Regions from separate parts of the Homo sapiens genome. Here region 2 is linked to region 1. A link is a loop called in an ENCODE intact Hi-C map of the cell type or tissue named here. Cell type or tissue: heart left ventricle. All regions are shown on one strand. Each heading gives the region's core, and the rest is flanking DNA. Links, peaks and the distances in the headings are about the cores only. Region 1 has its middle 120 kb from the start of MIR4675. Region 2 overlaps LOC105376442 (a long non-coding RNA gene).

Region 1 (8,343 bases), core at 295-8,294:
TTAGTAACATCCTTGAGACTTGGATGCAGTCAACCGCAGGTAAGTTAGATGTGGAACGAATCATATTTCTCTTCACTTCTCGTGTGTCCTAACCCTTATATTGTATTTCTCATTTTTTTTTTTTCATTTCAAAAGGAGTCCAGTTATTGATTTTTTCATTTTTAAAGGTATTAGATATATACCTTATAAAGGTATTATACATAAATATACATATGTTTTAAAAGTATTACATGTATATACATATATGTCACCATTTGACAAAAGCACCCCAGTGTATATTCAACACAATCAATAGAGAGCAGTTCTAGTAACCCCTCACGCTACCTTGTAGTCAACCCATTCCCTAGCTTCTGACAATCACCGAATTGTTTTCTGTTCCTATAATTTTGCGTTTTTCAGAATGTCGCATAAATTGAATCATGTAGCCTCTTGAGTCTGGCTTCTTTCACTTAGGCTAATGCATTTGAGGCTAATCCATGTTTTTGCTGGCTTCTGTAGTGTTAACAAGGTCATTGCTGAATAGTGTTTCATCATATGAAGGCAGAGGTTTGTTCACCCACTCCGCAGGTGAAGGACACTTGTGACAGTCCTAGTTTTTGGTAATTATGAATAAAACCACTATAAATATGCCTGTGTAGGTTTTTGTGTGAACATGAGTTTTCATTTTATTTATTTGTTTTTAATGTGAAATATGCTTAGGTCGATTAAAAACAGCAGAGAATCGCTAACTTAATGAAGTCTCTATAACAACTTATTTAGGAAAATGAGAAATAGGTACCTAGTTGACAAACCCCCTGGGGGAAACAGGGAAACAGGAGAAGCTAATTAATTTAGGCCTGCATTTCTTAGTTGCCAACCGAACCTGCCAGCATTTATTTCGGCAAAAATATTTTTGGAACTAGATTCTTGAATTAAAGCAATGAGAGGTGTTAGGCCAAGTGAAGGGAGCTCCTAGAACAGATGTCTTGTGTAAAGTAGGCAACCAAATGGTTTGGTAAAATATGTCTTTTTCACCTAATCCTCATCACTGCCTGATGCCAGTATGAGGTCAACTTATATAAATAAGAAGCAACACTTCCTATCTATTAGTATCTCTCGCCATGTAATTCATAAAAGCTAGAAGTTGATTGATTTTGATAAATGATAAATGTGCATCCCAAGAAGACAAGTGTGAAATGGTCCTAACCAGTTGGTACAGGCGGAGCTGTTTAATGATGTTACATGTCATTGGCAACTAGGTTTCCATCCAACGGGGCTCGTTGTAAAATCTAAAAGCCTTATGCAGTGATTTGATGCCCAGAGTAAGAAAACTCAGTGAACAAGATCCCTTCCAGAGTAACATATAGAAAAGATTTTTTGAGACTTTTTTTTATTTTCTTCTCCCCATTTTCTTGGGTTTCCATGCACCCTTCCTCAGCTTTTTTACATAGATCAATTTCTACAAAGGCATTTGCGAGCGGTTGAAAGCAGAAAAAAGCATTACCCATATTTCTTTGGAGATCAAAGACGGAGGAAACATTCCTTCTAATTCATGTAGATTAAATCTTAGTCTTTTGTTTTTATATCAGCTATAATGCATAGATTTGAGAAACTGCCTCAAGTTCCAATGCTTTTTTAATTTGAAGCACCATTGTTGTGATTACAAATTTGCTGGGTTCCAACACCACAATTTTGCTTCCTTTATCAGTGAGTGTTTTGTTCCTAAGAAAATGTGTTTGCAATTAATGGAATCTTGTGCCTTTAAGCTGCTTTGGCCACAGGCCTGTAATTTGCTTTCTTTGCTTTACCTCCAGGCTTTTGTTTGTCCTTTCTGTTTGCCTCTAAGGAAGCTGAAATGGATGCAAGTTGTCTTGCCGTCCCAGGATCTTTTTGAACATCTGTGTAGTCATCTGATCATCCATTTCCTCCTCCCACTCACAAAACCCCACAGAGACAGAACTTGCCCAGGTTTGCACATATGGTTGATGTTCACAGCTTGAAAGTGTCCAAGCTATTTAAGTTTGATTTTAATTTTAATGAAAGCTCATAGTTTTGCCCAGAGATGAAAGCAAGGTGTTAGAAATCCCCAGATTTCCAGGTCATTAGATCACTTAACAGTTCACCCACGGCTGATTCGTTTTCAGTAGAGCAGTGTTTTAATGAGCATAATTCAAAAATATCCACCTTAAAATTTTAGAGGGTCCGAAATGTACTTTAGGTGTCTGGTTTCGAGAGTTCCTTTGAACTTTGAAAATTCCATTTTAGTGGATTATATGGTTACCAAATAGTTTCTAAAAACAATCAGAAAAGCATTTTATGGAAACATCCAATTAGAGAAACAGTTTTTAATATTCACTGCCCATAGCTGAAGGAAGAATTCTCAAGCTGGGATGCTGACCGCTGAAATTGTGACTAATCTTTTGAGCTCTACCTGGCTTGTTAGGTAATATCTGGAAGGGGATTTGGGAATTGTAAAAAGATAAAAGGATTTTGAGGATGATTGAACTCATACTTTTCATATCTTCAGGGCCTATCTAGCATACACCGTGGTCCATAAAAGGTTTCCAGTAAATTTATTTGAAACAGAATTAAACTTGGAAATGAAATAATAGTTCATGATATAGTTAACTGGAACACGATTATGCATGAACCAGACATAATACATAATAACGTTCAAATATGAACTTCTAAACTTTTGATCTGTCCTCAATAAAAATTGATGATGTCCTCAACCCAGTGGGGTTGGGGAATTCTCCTATTTCATCTTATGTGATTCATGTTCTGATTCTCTTTGGAGAGTCCTGCTCCAGACTCCTCTTATGTTACTCTCTGTTGAAACTGACTGATATATATATACCTAGAGATTAAAAATAACTATTCTTTTTTTAAATTTTATTATTATCATACTTTAAGTTTTAGGGTACATGTGCACAACGTGCAGGTTTGTTACATATGTATGCATGTGCCATGTTGGTGTGCTGCACCCATTAACTCGTCATTTAGCATTAGGTATATCTCCTAATGCTATCCCTCCCCCCTCCCCCCACCCCACAACAGTCCCCGGTGTGTGATGTTCCCCTTCCTGTGTCCATGTGTTCTCATAAAAATAACTATTCTTTTAAACTGTTAAAAAAATTCAGAAGCCTTAGTTTGTACTTATGACCCTTCCGCCCCTCCCCCTCAAAAAAACCCCTGGAAGTTCACCATAAATACAGAATTTTTATCAGTTGCTTTCCAGGCGGTTTATTCTCCATTCAGCATTCTGCAAAAACACCCACAGCTATGATTTCTCACCTTGGCAATAGCATCCTTGATTTGATAGTATTGCAGTTCTTCTCTGTTTTTCTGGCTCTCTTGCTCAAAGGCATCATTGATTCACCAACTTAGCAGTGATGGGAGCAGTGGTTTTAATTTTTCTTTTCTGGGGAAGAATAACTTGAACTTTGAGACCAAGTGGAAAACATTTTCTGTGGGACAGGAAGCCATTTTATGACAATGCCCGTGCATCACTACAACATCATCTCTGGGCGAGGACACTTAACATTTTTCCTAATTTCACACCTACCATTAAACAAGCAACATCATATCCCCAGACATGGCTACTGTATTCTTCTCAAAATACGTGGGAGAGAATCTTAACAAAAGAGACTATGACGGCCTTGGAAAGGGTGGTATTTATAGTTACTTTTTTTTTCATCTGCCTTTGTTTTAATAGTATTAACCACAGAAACTCAAAAGTGACACAAAGCTTCTAGGCTGATGAAGATAAGATATAGTAAGAACTTTATTTTATTTTATTTTTTAAGTGTAAAGAACAATGAACATAATGGTTAATTTGTCAACACATTCTTTCTCTGCATTTCTTCTCATGGACTTATGTTCTGATAGGTTGGTGTAGAGGTCTTGAATCCCAACATAATCCCCAGAGTTTTGGCTCCTCTGTAGAGCAATGCTTCAAGCGTGCCCATGTTTTCCTGTATAATAACTTCCCCGTTCCACCCACATGACATATGCAGCTGGGAACATCTCAACATGCTTTAAGGGACATCCCCTGCTTCCTCCTTAATCCTGTGGGTCCTTACTGGGTTCCACGCCTTCTTACAGCTGTAAAAGGCATCAGACACGGAGTTGCATTTCCTCATGGGGAGCTGTGTCCAAACTCAGTGAGCCCGAAGTGAGAAACACATACCCACTTTTCAATCAGAAGATATTAAGCCAGCAGTTCCACATTTAACCCCATAAGTGGAGCTTCTGTGAAAGATGGTGACAGAATTTATAATAGGGAAAATACGGAAAACAGCCGGAGTCATTGGTGCTGGGGAAAGGAAATCCTTTCACTTAGGAGAGAGGGCTATTTCATGCCCTGTCATGCTTTTAGACTTTGAATTCAGGGGGCTTGAAATGGAATCAGAAACTTAGTGTTTTTGTGAGGGCAAGGGGCCAGATGGAATTCAAGAATTTCAGCATTTTTTTCATAGCTCTTTTAATAACTTATTTGATCTTGAGCAACTTCCTCTGAGATTCAACTTTCCCAGAATCATAACTGGGGTACTTATTAGGAAGGCAAATTACTTTGTTAGAGACCTTGGAAACATGTCCTATGGCTTTTAGACATTTTCTGACTTGCTGATTTGGTTTGGGCTGGTCTTCCTCTGCATTTGGTCTATTCATCTCCACGGCATTGCACCATCTTTTCTCCCAGAGCCATCTCAACCTTTCCATCTACACCTCCTTTCTCCTGTGCTGTCTTTTCTGCAGCAATGTGAACCATGTTTTAAGGACTTTGAAGGCATATCATATATTCATATCTTTCTTTCCCTTGACAAGGTGAGAGTGTTAGCAAATAGGCACTCATTCATGAAATTGATTTTGAAATAATAATGCTGCGAACTTACTAGTTAAAATGTCCCAGATCATCAGAGCTCTCAAAGGTGCTTTTAATTTGATTTGAGTTTATTGTGATTGACACTATGCTCATCTATGTCTCATTGTTAGTGCCAAATACAGTGAAGAAGAAACTGCATCCCTTTTTGTTCTCAGGCCACACTTTTCTGGGGATAAAATGAGGACAACAAGAAGAATCACAAGTAAGTGTTTTTCTCCGGCTCCTCCTTCACCTGCCCTGCCATTGCCCCTCTTTAAATTCCTCTAGACAAGTTAAGTTAGTTCCTAGATGATGGATCATACGGTGCTCTGAGCACAATTCTTCTTGGTTGCCCTGTGGCATAATGATTATCTGTCGCTGCAGGATTTGCTTGTCATTCCTGGTGCTGTTGTTGACTGCGGATGCTGCAGAAGCAGCTCCCTAATGCCTTCAGTGAGGCTCGTCGTGTCCATTGTCAGGAGTGCTGTGTCTGGTGAGGTCTTCCATTCCTGAATGCTTGTACCAATGCTCTTGGGTCTTGAGTTTTCAATGCCCCCAATGCTTTAAATAGTATTCCTGTATTTTATACTTTCTGCCATGCATCTATGGGTGAAGGTCTAGTAGGCAGTTTGCAAAACAGAAGATCCACTGTGCTCGAATGGTCCTTCCTTTCCAACGGTAGGCCACTCTCCTGTCACCAAATATATGCACCCTAACTCTCTGTCAGTAGGACAATAGGATGATTCTTCCATTCTCCCACAAATCACAGGAAGCTCCTTGGTTCATCTTCTGAAGATCCTGCCCTACCATGTCTCTTGTAATTCCAGATGCAAAAGTGAACTTAATTTAGGTTAATCTGCAAATCCTATGGCAGAAACTTCATCCAAGTGATAGCATTCATTTCACCCATCTTTTTAATATGGAAGTCTGGGGTCTATCTCTGCATCCATGGACTTGCCAGGGTGATCTTCTGCTTGCATATGGTCTACTTGGTCATGTGGCAGAGTACTCTAGCCAGTGAGAAGCTGCTCAGTGATTCCCACCCACCACCTGAGAGTTTTTAACGTGCACCTAGAATGAAGACCCCCTGGGAGGGGCATGGAGGTAATTCTGAGTTGGCTAAGGTTTTAGTGAGTAAGAAAAAAGTATAGTTTTGAAAGAAGGAGGTCTTCTAATGAAGAATATAGCAGTCCACAAAGAAGGTAAGTGTTGTGGGACATTTACAAGTTCCTTGCATTAGTCTTTTAGAGCTGCTGTGGCAAAGTGCCATACCCTCCCTCTGAAGGCCCTAGGGAAGCATCTGTCCCAGGCCTCTCTCCCAGCTCCTGGTAGGTCCTTGGCTGGTGGCTGCATAACTCTGATCTTGGCATGGTGTTCTCCCTGCCATGTGTGTCTGTCTGTTCCCATGGTGCTCTGTCATAAGGACACCAGTCGTATTGGACTGAGCCCACCCTATTTCAGGATGACTTCATTTTAACTGAAATAGTGTCATCTGAAATGACCCTATTTTCAAATAAAATCACATTCTGGGATACTGTGGGTTTGGACTTCAATGTGTGAATTTTGGGGTGGCACAATTCAATCCATAACCTGCCTCTTTCTGCTCTATTCCTGGATGTGGAGCCAGTTTAGACTTGAAGTCAAACCAGGATAAAACTATTGTCTCTGTTTGCTTGACATTGGCGTGACACAGATGTACTGTTCACACACAGGATTCAGACTCTGAATTGCTGACATTTTTCTCCCAGACAAATACGGTTCCTGAACAAAAGACAGGTCTCTAAAATACATTTGTCATGCAACCAATGGACTGCTTAAAAGCAATGACCCCGCAGAGGTAACTAAAAATGAGAAATCAGCAACACAAACCAAAAAAACCCAATTTCTAAAAACAAGTTTTACTTGCACTACTAACATTCGTGAATCAAATTACATTAGGTTAGACACTTCTATTAAGAACTGCAAAATATGAGAAGGATTTTTGTGCTTGGATCAGGACCTATTTTGGCCATAATGATAATTTAGAACACAGGATGTTACAGAGCTCTGTGTTCTACTGCTTGAAAAGAACAAATCTCCCATGAGCAATTAGTCCCTTTAAGTTACTTCTAATTTAATGATCAGACTTTAAATGGAAGAACCGTTTCTGGTACTGGCCACATTAAAGCAAGTACTCAGGAGATGAAGGAACCTACAGACTTAATTTTTCAACTTGCTACATTTACATTCAATGGGAAAAGCCTGTTTTGAAAAGTGATTTTGAGGGAACATTTAAAAAAATATGCTCTATTTCTTTCTTTTCTTTTTTTTTTTTGAGATGGAGTTTCACTTTTGTTGCTCAGGCTGGAGTGCAATAGCACGATCTCGAATCACTGCAACCTCCGCCTCCCAGGTTCAAGCGATTCTCCTGCCTCAGCCTTCTGAGTAGCTGGGATTACAGGCACCCTACATAATGCCCGGCTAATTTTTCTTATTTTTAGTAGAGACAGGATTTCACCATGTTGGCCAGGCTTGTCTCAAACTCCTGACCTCAGGTGATCCACCTGCCTTGGCCTCCCAAAGTGCTGGGATTACAGGTGTGAGCCACCGCACCTGGCCAAAATATGCTCTTTTTCTACCAACGTACTTGGCTATGTATTCAAAAGTGGGACTTTTCTTGTTTTCAATTTGTGCCATGTCCTGCAGCTTGGAGACAGAGGAAGACATATTTGGGGGCTGAATTTGGTGTGGAGAGACTGGGCCAGGACTTCTGGTCCTGTAATATGGTTTCTGTACTCAGGTCATGTGCTGTCTCACTGTCTCTTCCCCTATTTGCACAGCCACATATAATAAACATTGCCATCAGGGGATATAGTGACCAAACTTCTACTTTACAGGAGGGGTGTGTGTGGGGACTTCAACACCACACTGGTTCTTATGAGTAAGTCTTTCACATTAATTAAATCACCAGTGGATAGAGGTTATAACTTTGACTGTGGTGTCTTTAGCAGTTTCAATGAAAGATAATGGTTTCCTGTTTGATGACAGAGGTTTGGTGTATTAGTCTGTTCTCACACTGCTATAAAGAACTACCTGAGACTGGGTAATATATGAAGAAAAGAGGTTTAATTGACTCACAGTTAATTGGTTTAACTGGCTTAACAGGAAGCATGACTGAGAGGCCTCAGGAAACTTACAATCATGGTAGAAAGAGAATGGGAAGCAAGCACATCTTACCATGGCAGAACAGGAGAGGGAGTGTGAAGCGGGAGGTGCCACACACTTTTAAACAACCAGATCTTGTGACAACTCACTCACTGCCACGAGAACAGCAAGGGGGAAGTTCACTCCCATTATTCAGTCACCTCCCACCAGGCCCCTCCTCCGACATGTGGGGATTACAATTTGAGATGAGATTCGGGTGGGGACACAGAGCTAAACCATATCATTTGGTTATGCTAGTATTTACGGCTTTTCTTTCTCATACAACTAAAAGCGTCATTTGAGAATTGTATTTGAGA
Region 2 (8,343 bases), core at 89-8,088, 65 kb after region 1:
GGAAGTTACTGGCAAACATCTATCCTGGCTTTTCAGCTGTTGGAGTGACGTGTGTACAAGCAACAAGGAAACTGTCATTTGTCAAATTTTGGGTTGAGATAATACTAAGCTTTAAATCTTGTTACAGACAATTGGATGGACTCTTTGGGATTATAAATTTTATAATTTTTCCCCATAGAATTTCAAAACAATCCTTAACTGTGTAGAGCAAGAGTAGGGTAGATGGGTGGGAGACACAAGGAAAAAGTGAGAGTCACTCGGATTGTTTTTAAGCAGAGAGACAGGGAACAATGGAAAAGATGGAGGGGGAGTCAGAAGTTGTGCTCGTGACTTTCTTTCATTTGTTTGTTTTTTTCATTTTTATTTATTTATTCATTTAAGATAGAGTTTTGCTCTGTCACCCAGGCTGGAGTGCAGTGATGTGATCTCGGCTCACTGCAACCTCTCCTTCCCAGGTTCAAGCAATTCTCCTGCCTTAGCCTGCTGAGTAGCTGGGATTACAGGCATGTGCCACCACACCCAGCTAATTTTTGTATTTTTAGTAGAGATGGGGTTTTGTCATGTTGGCCACACTGATCTTGAACTCCTGATTTCAGGTGATCTGCCCACCTTGGCCTCCCAAAGTGCTGGAATTACAGGCATGAACCATTGTGCCTGGCCATGAGTTCCTGTTTAGTTGCTTGTAAATCTGTGCATAGTTTGTGTACTAATAGCATTACCTCTACCCCAATATTTCACTGTTGAGTTCTACGGTGATATGGATTCAGAGAATCAGGGGTTAGGTTTGAGTCAGACATGGTTCACTTGGTTCACATCTTACTAATGGAGTAGTCTTGGGCAAGTCTCAGCTTCCTCCTATGTAAAATTAAGTTAAATTTTAGATATAGTATGTGGAATCATATTCATAATTATAATAGTGTGCTGCTGTGACGATCAAATGGTATAACACATGAAAAGTACTCAGCACATTGACTGGCATGCAGCAGACACTCAATAAACACTACAAAAATGATGGGGATGGGAACAGAAAGGTAAATGGAAAGAAGAGAGGAAAACGGAGTCAGTCAGGGAAAAATTGACGATGAGAATTCAGGCTCTTTATGTTCTTCATTTCCTTTCTGGCTTGTCTTCTAAATTTTGTTTTCTCACATCTGACTGCAATAAAGAATATGTTTGAATTCAGTTATGTGCTTTGGTCATTAGCTTACAGCTATCTATAGATGTAATTCATGATACTCTCAGCTCTGGTGAAACCGGAGTGGATTATGTAGAGAGATGGGTCGCTGTTAGTGAAATTCATCACTCATGCACTGAGAGTATTGTGTGAGTCGGTGATTGTGCTGGGACCTCTGGGAGGAAGATGGGCAAGGCTCATGTTCTGTCCTTAAGGTGTCAGGTTTACTGGAAATCACATTATTTCACTTCAGTTCAGTTCAGTTCCACTCAATTCAGTTTATTTTAGTTGACTTCATGCTTCAGCCAGTTGTAGAATGGAACTGGATCTTAAAATAGCAGCACAAATTATCAGAGGGTTCCGATCTTAGGTAGCTGTAGTTTGAGAGGAAAACAAAAAATGTGCTAATCAGCTTGAGTCTTCTCTGTTCTTATCTGATTGTGAAATAAAGAGAAGTCATCTAGCAAGTAAAGAGGCTAAGATGTATCATTCATATCATCACAAAAGATATAATCCTAAAAGAACAATAAACGTTATTTTTATAAAGGTGATCAAGAATTCTCAGCAAGTGATACATTCTGCAAAAAAGAATTTTTCAAGAAAGGTTCATAAGCTCACCACATGAATTCTTTATTTTTTCTTTCTGTTTGTATCCACTCTTACATATATGTGTATTCACTTCTCTATCTTGTTTGTGATTAAGAGTTTATTGTAGCAAAATTATAGCAAATATATCCATTATGGTAAGTTAGTTAAAGCAATTGAATAACCAGAAAGTTGTGTCTTAATCTGTGCTTTAAATTTACTTTCATCCCAAAAAATTATCTTTGAACTGAAGAAATAATTAAATGTATATTATATGTGTGTGTGTGTGTGTGTGTGTGTGTGTGTGTGTGTGTACATTTTTTTTTCTAGACCACCGGGAACAAATAGTCTGACAAAGTCAGATTTATAACGACCAAATCCTGAGAGATAAATAATAAAGCTGACACAGGAGAGACAAAAAGGTCATCAGACCCCTGGTCCAGTGAAAAACTCACACAATTGGTGACAGGGAAGTCTTGAGTAGGTGAGATTCATGGGGTCTCAAACATACACATTATTATGGAGTTAGGGTCTCAGTTCATGGCAACGAAGGTCTTAGCCAACTCTCTGTGAAACCTCCAACTTGTGACAGGCTAATGGGTTAGTCACAAATCACTATCAACAAACCCAGAGTCCGACAAAATCACATGTATTGAGTCAATGCAGCAAGGGGTGGCCTTTGGGAAGAGCCAGGAGTGCTGCATGATAGGAGGAAGTGTCTTTCACAAGGTCTGGGTTCTAACTGAAGAGCTTGGAGGAGGATCCAGCAGAAGCCAGTGGGGATCAGTTCTGGATTAGGACAAATGAAGATTAGGGATTATGCCATGTCATGAGGCAAGGACATTTAGCAATTCTGGATCCCCAGGAATAGATGAGTTACAGCAAAGCATGTCTGTGAGCATCATTAGTGACAAGGCAGAGGTGATTCAGGAAGAGGGTTGTTATGGCATTGAGCAGCTGCTGCATGACCTTGGGAAAATTGGGTTTCCTGTTAATTACACAGCTGGCCTTATGTAGCTGTCCTCTCCACTGGATTAGCAGAAGGACTCCTTGTTTCTTTTTCAATCTGAGTTGATTTTCACTCTTTCATTTCTGGACAGGTTCACTTTCTCTCTTTTTCTCTCTTTCTCTATATATGTAAAATTTATATTTTATACCAATTATGCATATGTATACTATTTATATATTTTATATTTACATTTTAATTTAAAATTATATACATGTAAAAATATGTATCATTTGGGAGCAAAGACCCTACTACCTATTCAAATAGTGAAATTTGATGCTAATAGATGCCTATAGGTTTCAGGTAAGAGAAAATTCTGTTTTTAAGCTGAAGAGAACCGGTGAGTTGGAGCTGAATCTGGAGCTTCTAATCTATGATTTTTTAAAAAACAAATATTAGCACATTTTTCTGGACGTTTTAGTGGAGAAAGGGTTGTGATAGATTGTCGAAAGGTTCAAGATTAAACATCCTTGATTTTCCAGGGAAGGCTCTCTGCAGCTTTTCCGGAAGCCGTAGACCTGCTACAAAGATTCCATGCCTACTCAGGAGAGAAATTAGCTGCTGTTAGTGAAAAAAAAATCTGCCCACTCCACAGGTGTTGTCCACACACTGAGGGCTGAATTTACGTATTGTTTGACTTCCTGACACATCAAAAGATTGCATGACATGGGAGAGGTATGGTAATTATTTCCCTGTCATTACATGGAAATCTTGGTGATGAATGGAGAACCTCAACTGGCAATTTATAAGTTGTGTGACCAATATGTTTCTCTGGGAATAGATAAATGTCTTCTTTTGTCAAAATCCTATTATTCTTATTTATTTGATTGACTCATGTTATCAAAGAGCTTCTATGATAGATTGGGAGGAATTCAGTTTTATTTATTATTTATTTTTATGTTCAAGAATTGCTGGGCATTGTGGCTCACGCCTGTAATTCCAGCACTTTGGGAGGCTGAGGTGGGCACATCACTTGATGTCAGGAGTTTGAGACAGCCTGGCCAGCGTGATGAAACCCCATCTCTACTAAAAATACAAAATTAGCCGGGCATGTTGGTGCAGGCCTATAATTCTAGTTACTCAGGAGGTTGAGGCAGGAGAATCACTTGAACCTGGGAGGTGGAGGTTGCAGTGAGCAGAGATCCAGCCACAGCACTCCAGCCTGGGTGACAGAGCCAGATTCCATCTCAAAACAAACAAAACAACAACAACAACAAAACCCAGAATGTGTTGCCTGGAAGCCACTTGTAGGGAAACTGTTAGTACCTCTTCCTTTTGTCTGTACTTTCGCAATGATTTGGGGTCTTCCAGAAAAATGGGTGCAATGACTTTGAACTAATAATACCACATTATCTCAGTGAAACTGTTTTAAGATTATAGGATGAATTTTCTTTACCCTTTTCTGCAAAGCAATGGCAAAGTCATCATCATCGTCATCATTATTATCATAATCATCATCATAATGATGTCATCTTTATAATTGCGGTCAAGTTTTCATTACAGTGACATTTTTATCAAGTACGAAAGACTTCAGATTAAACTGACCTTGGTCTTGCCCTCTGGGGAACTAAATTGTAAAAAAGAAGAACATCGTAATAAAATGGATACAAGTCTGTAATTAAATAAACATCAAGAGATTAAATGTGCATTCATTTAGTGTCAAAAGCTTATGAAATTAAGCAAGAAAAAAATTGCAGGCTTACAAAGTTTGGCTTCTGATAATCTGTTTCACTTTTCAATATTTAAAATAGACTCAATATAATTCTTCCCTCTACCATCTCTGTGTTTGGGTTGCTTATGTTTCAATTTTTAGATTTTATTTCTCTAAGCATGACCAGATCAGAAATTATTCTGTCTTCCTTTTAGAATAAAAGTAAAATCAGAGATAATGCATTCTAAGATTAATTTCTGCCTCAATTAATAAACATGCAGCAATCCTTACACTTACAAACAAATGTATCACACTAATGCCTGCTACATATTATATTATATTTTAGGAATTAATGTGAAATATGCATTATTGAGAATTGTAAACATGTGCATTCCTTAGTATCTCAGACTCATGAAGAGCAGGCTTTCCTTCTGGGTTAATTCAAACCAGGCATGTAATCTGCGTATCCTTGATCATTTGGTCCAGATTAATCCATGAGTGGATATAGGATAAAACTTTATGAACAGGGTTCTGGAGTTCACATCATTTAAATTCAATGGACCTTTATGATTTGTGTGAAGATTTATTTGTTTAGACATATATAACAGCATAGCTCACCTTATCCAAGTCAGAGTTCTGTGGAAATAATCACAAGACAATTTACCTGTAAGTAGAGAGCTGTAGGACATTAGGTACAATGGTGAGTATAAAATTACAGCAATATTGAAAAAACAAATGATATTCTGCCACCTCCATAGTATTATTTACAATGTAATCTCAATATTTGAATGATTTTACATTTCCAACCCATCTAAAATTTTTTCTCAACATAAAATAATACATGCTTATTAGAATAAATAATAAAAGTAAAATTTTATAATTCTATCATTTAGAGAATCTGTATTTCCTTTTGGCCTCTTAAAATCATTACTAGCTTGAAATACATATATTTCTTTGTAAAAATGTTGAAATCCTATTGTTTTTGTACATTTTTTCATTTAACATTGTATCAGAAACATTTCCCAATATCATTAAATAATTTTCAAGGCCTGACGTTTAATGAGTACCCATTTTTCCATTGTATAGAAGCACCATTTTTTCCCATTTCCTTCCTATTGTGCCTATTGTATTGTGCTTGTTCCTATTGTTCTTGTAGGTAACAATTCCTTTTGAGGATTCCCCTTTAGTATAATGTAGTACATAACTGTGGTGATGTATACGTGTGCGTGTGAGATGAGAGCACACCAAATAGCCTAAGATAGGGCCTAAATGGAAAAAAATCCCTATAATTGTATGTAAGTATTTGAGCTGGCTTAAGAAATGCTTTTAAACAAGTTGTCTTTTATTCGTTCGTTAACTATGTTTTGTAAAATGTAGAGGTTTAGAAATAATTAATCCATTGTGGTTAATATAGGTATCAAAGATTTTTCAATGTTGTGATTTAATTTGCTTGACTAACTTTAAATTCCTCTATCATCTTCTCCCTATGACCTCAGGAAATCTTGGTATCAATATTTAGGAAAGGAGTAGGGTAGGGAATAAGAATATGTTGACCTAACGTATCCTGATGGCTCAACATGAATTCCACATAGCTTAGCAATGCCTTTGGGGACTGTATGTAATTCGATGTTTACAGTTTTGATAAAATGAAAGGTGATACAGTACTGTATATTGTACAAGCTAAAACTTATAGCAGAAAATCAGTCGTTAAATTGTGGAGAGAAACAGCACATAACTACTGACAGTGGAATTCCCAGAATGCTGGACTCACAGCTTCAGTTCAACGAACAGAAATCTATTGATGAGTTGAATTACCCCTGATAGCTTCGATGTCCAGAAAATCATAAGATGAAAGTTGGAAAGAAGTTGGGAAGTTGGAAAAATGGAAGAAGAAAACTGTTTTTAGTGTGAACATAAGATAAGAAAGGACGTATAAATTCTGAAAAGCATTTTGTTAGACCCCCCTCTCTGTATATATATATGTATAGTCGTGAGCTCCATAACGTTTTAGTCGACAATGGACTGCATATATAATGGTGGTGCCATAAGATTATAACGCCGTGTTTTCCCCTTCCTCCCTTTCTTTTTCTTTCTTTCCTTCCTTCCTTCCTTCCTTCCTTCCTTCCTTCCTTCCTTCCTTCCTTCCTTCCTTCCTTCCTTTCTTTCTTTTTTCTGAAGTCTCACTCTTATTGCCCAGGCTGGAGTGCAATGGCATGATCTTGGCTCACTGCAACCTCTGCCTCCTGGGTTCAAGTGATTCTCCTGACTCAGCCTCCCAAGTAACTGGGATTATAAGCAACCGCTACCACACCCGGCTAATTTTTGTATTTTTAGTAGAGATGGGGTTCCACCATGGTGGCCAGGCTGGTCTCAAACTCCTGACCTCAGGTGACCCACCCACCTTGGCCTCCCAAAGTGCTGGGATTACAGGCGTGAGCCACTGTTCCCAGCCTACTTTACCTTTTCTATGTTTAGATACACAAATACTTACCATTGTCTAACAATTGCCTACAGTGTTCAGTATAGTAACACACTGTACAGTTTGTGGCCTAGGAACAATAGGCTACACCATATAGCCTAGAAGTGTAGTATGCTATACCATCTAGGTTTGTGTAAATATGCTCTATGACGTTTGCATGACAATGAAATTGCCTAATGATGCATTTCTCAGAATGTATCCTTGTTAAGTGAGGCATGAGTGTATACACACACATACACATAACACACACAATATTTTACTGCCTCTTGTAGTAAAATAAAGAGTGAAATACAGTAAAATAGTCTATCTACTATCATACGGTAAAGAGTAAAACAAAAGAGAATCAGCTTTTGAAATAAGAAGGAAACTTAGTATCCTACCACTAGATTTTCAGTTGAGGAACTGGGACTCTGGGAATGAAAGTGGCTGGATTCTGACCATCCAGTCCAGAGTGGTTTCCATGGCACTATAGACTTACAGGATGAGATGGATTTTGGTTTTTAAATTATGACAACACTTTTTACTCTAAGGAGTCACTATAACTTACAAAGACATGCATCTTCCTAGTAACTACTGAATTTCTAGGTTGTAGTCATTTCTTCAAGATTGTTATTTTAAGTCTTTACATTGGTGGTGATACAGAAAAAGGGGGAAAAAACAGAAAAGGAAGTCTTCTGTCAGTAAGGTCAATTATCCAGGCTGATGACTATTCCTATCAAAACTCATTTCCTGGGTAATGACATAGTTTAAATACTACCAATATGCTGATGTCTCCAAGATGTAGTTATCTAATTCTGACCACGCCCTTAAACATCTAACTTGTGTATTTAGGTGACTGCTGGACACTCCATTTGGATGTCTAATAAGATAATCCAGTGTAACAAAACAAGTTTCAAACTTAAGCCTGGATTCCCCAGTACCCAAACTTGTTCCTTGCCCACAATCCCATTTTCAGTAAATGGCCACCCCATTTTTGTAATTGTTCCAGTCAATACATTTGAAGTCATCTTTGAGTCTTCTCTTTCCATACCTGGCATCCATTCCTGTTGGCTCTGCCCTCAAAGCGTATCCCCAGTATGACCTTTTCTGTCTGACTTCATGACTGTCAGTCCCAGCCACCAAGCACCTATTGTCTGTCTATTGCAAAAGCCTCTCACCTTGTTTTCTGATTTCCCTGGTTACTTCTCAATAGTCCATTTTTCACACAGCAGCAAAAACAGCCCATTATACTCAACATCAGAGCAAGTCACTGCCTGCTGACCTTCCTCCAAGGCTTCCCATGTCAATCAGAGTCAAATCACCACTCTTTACCATAGATCAAAAGACCTACCACAGGTTAAGAATCCCTTCTCTAAAATGCTTGGGACCAGAAATGTTTCAGATTTTGGAGTTTTTTTGGATTTTGGAATATTTACATTATCCTTACTGGTTGAGTGTCCCAAATCTAA

Evidence for each region. A loop is a pair of places that touch in the nucleus more often than their neighbours do. Peaks named below come from ENCODE experiments on the same cell type or tissue, not always from the same donor. Only the 100,000 strongest peaks of a DNase experiment are listed, where the experiment ranks them.
Region 2: it touches region 1 in a loop (3-fold over the local background); 1 of 110 quality-filtered maps calls a loop at or near these places.

The regions. Positions count from the first base shown.
Region 1 is chr10:20,668,630-20,676,972 of GRCh38, reverse strand. No RefSeq gene overlaps it. Among named protein-coding and RNA genes, the nearest start is that of MIR4675, 120 kb to the right of the region's middle. In heart left ventricle, for the core only: no CTCF peak of the experiment used is centred there; no DNase peak of the experiment used is centred there; H3K27ac peaks cover 2,983 bases.
Region 2 is chr10:20,603,066-20,611,408 of GRCh38, reverse strand. LOC105376442 (a long non-coding RNA gene) reads right to left here. Exons shown (of 4, transcript XR_007062080.1): 2 at 5,035-5,094; 3 at 4,311-4,377; 4 at 1-1,548. Among named protein-coding and RNA genes, the nearest start is that of MIR4675, 55 kb to the right of the region's middle. In heart left ventricle, for the core only: no CTCF peak of the experiment used is centred there; no DNase peak of the experiment used is centred there.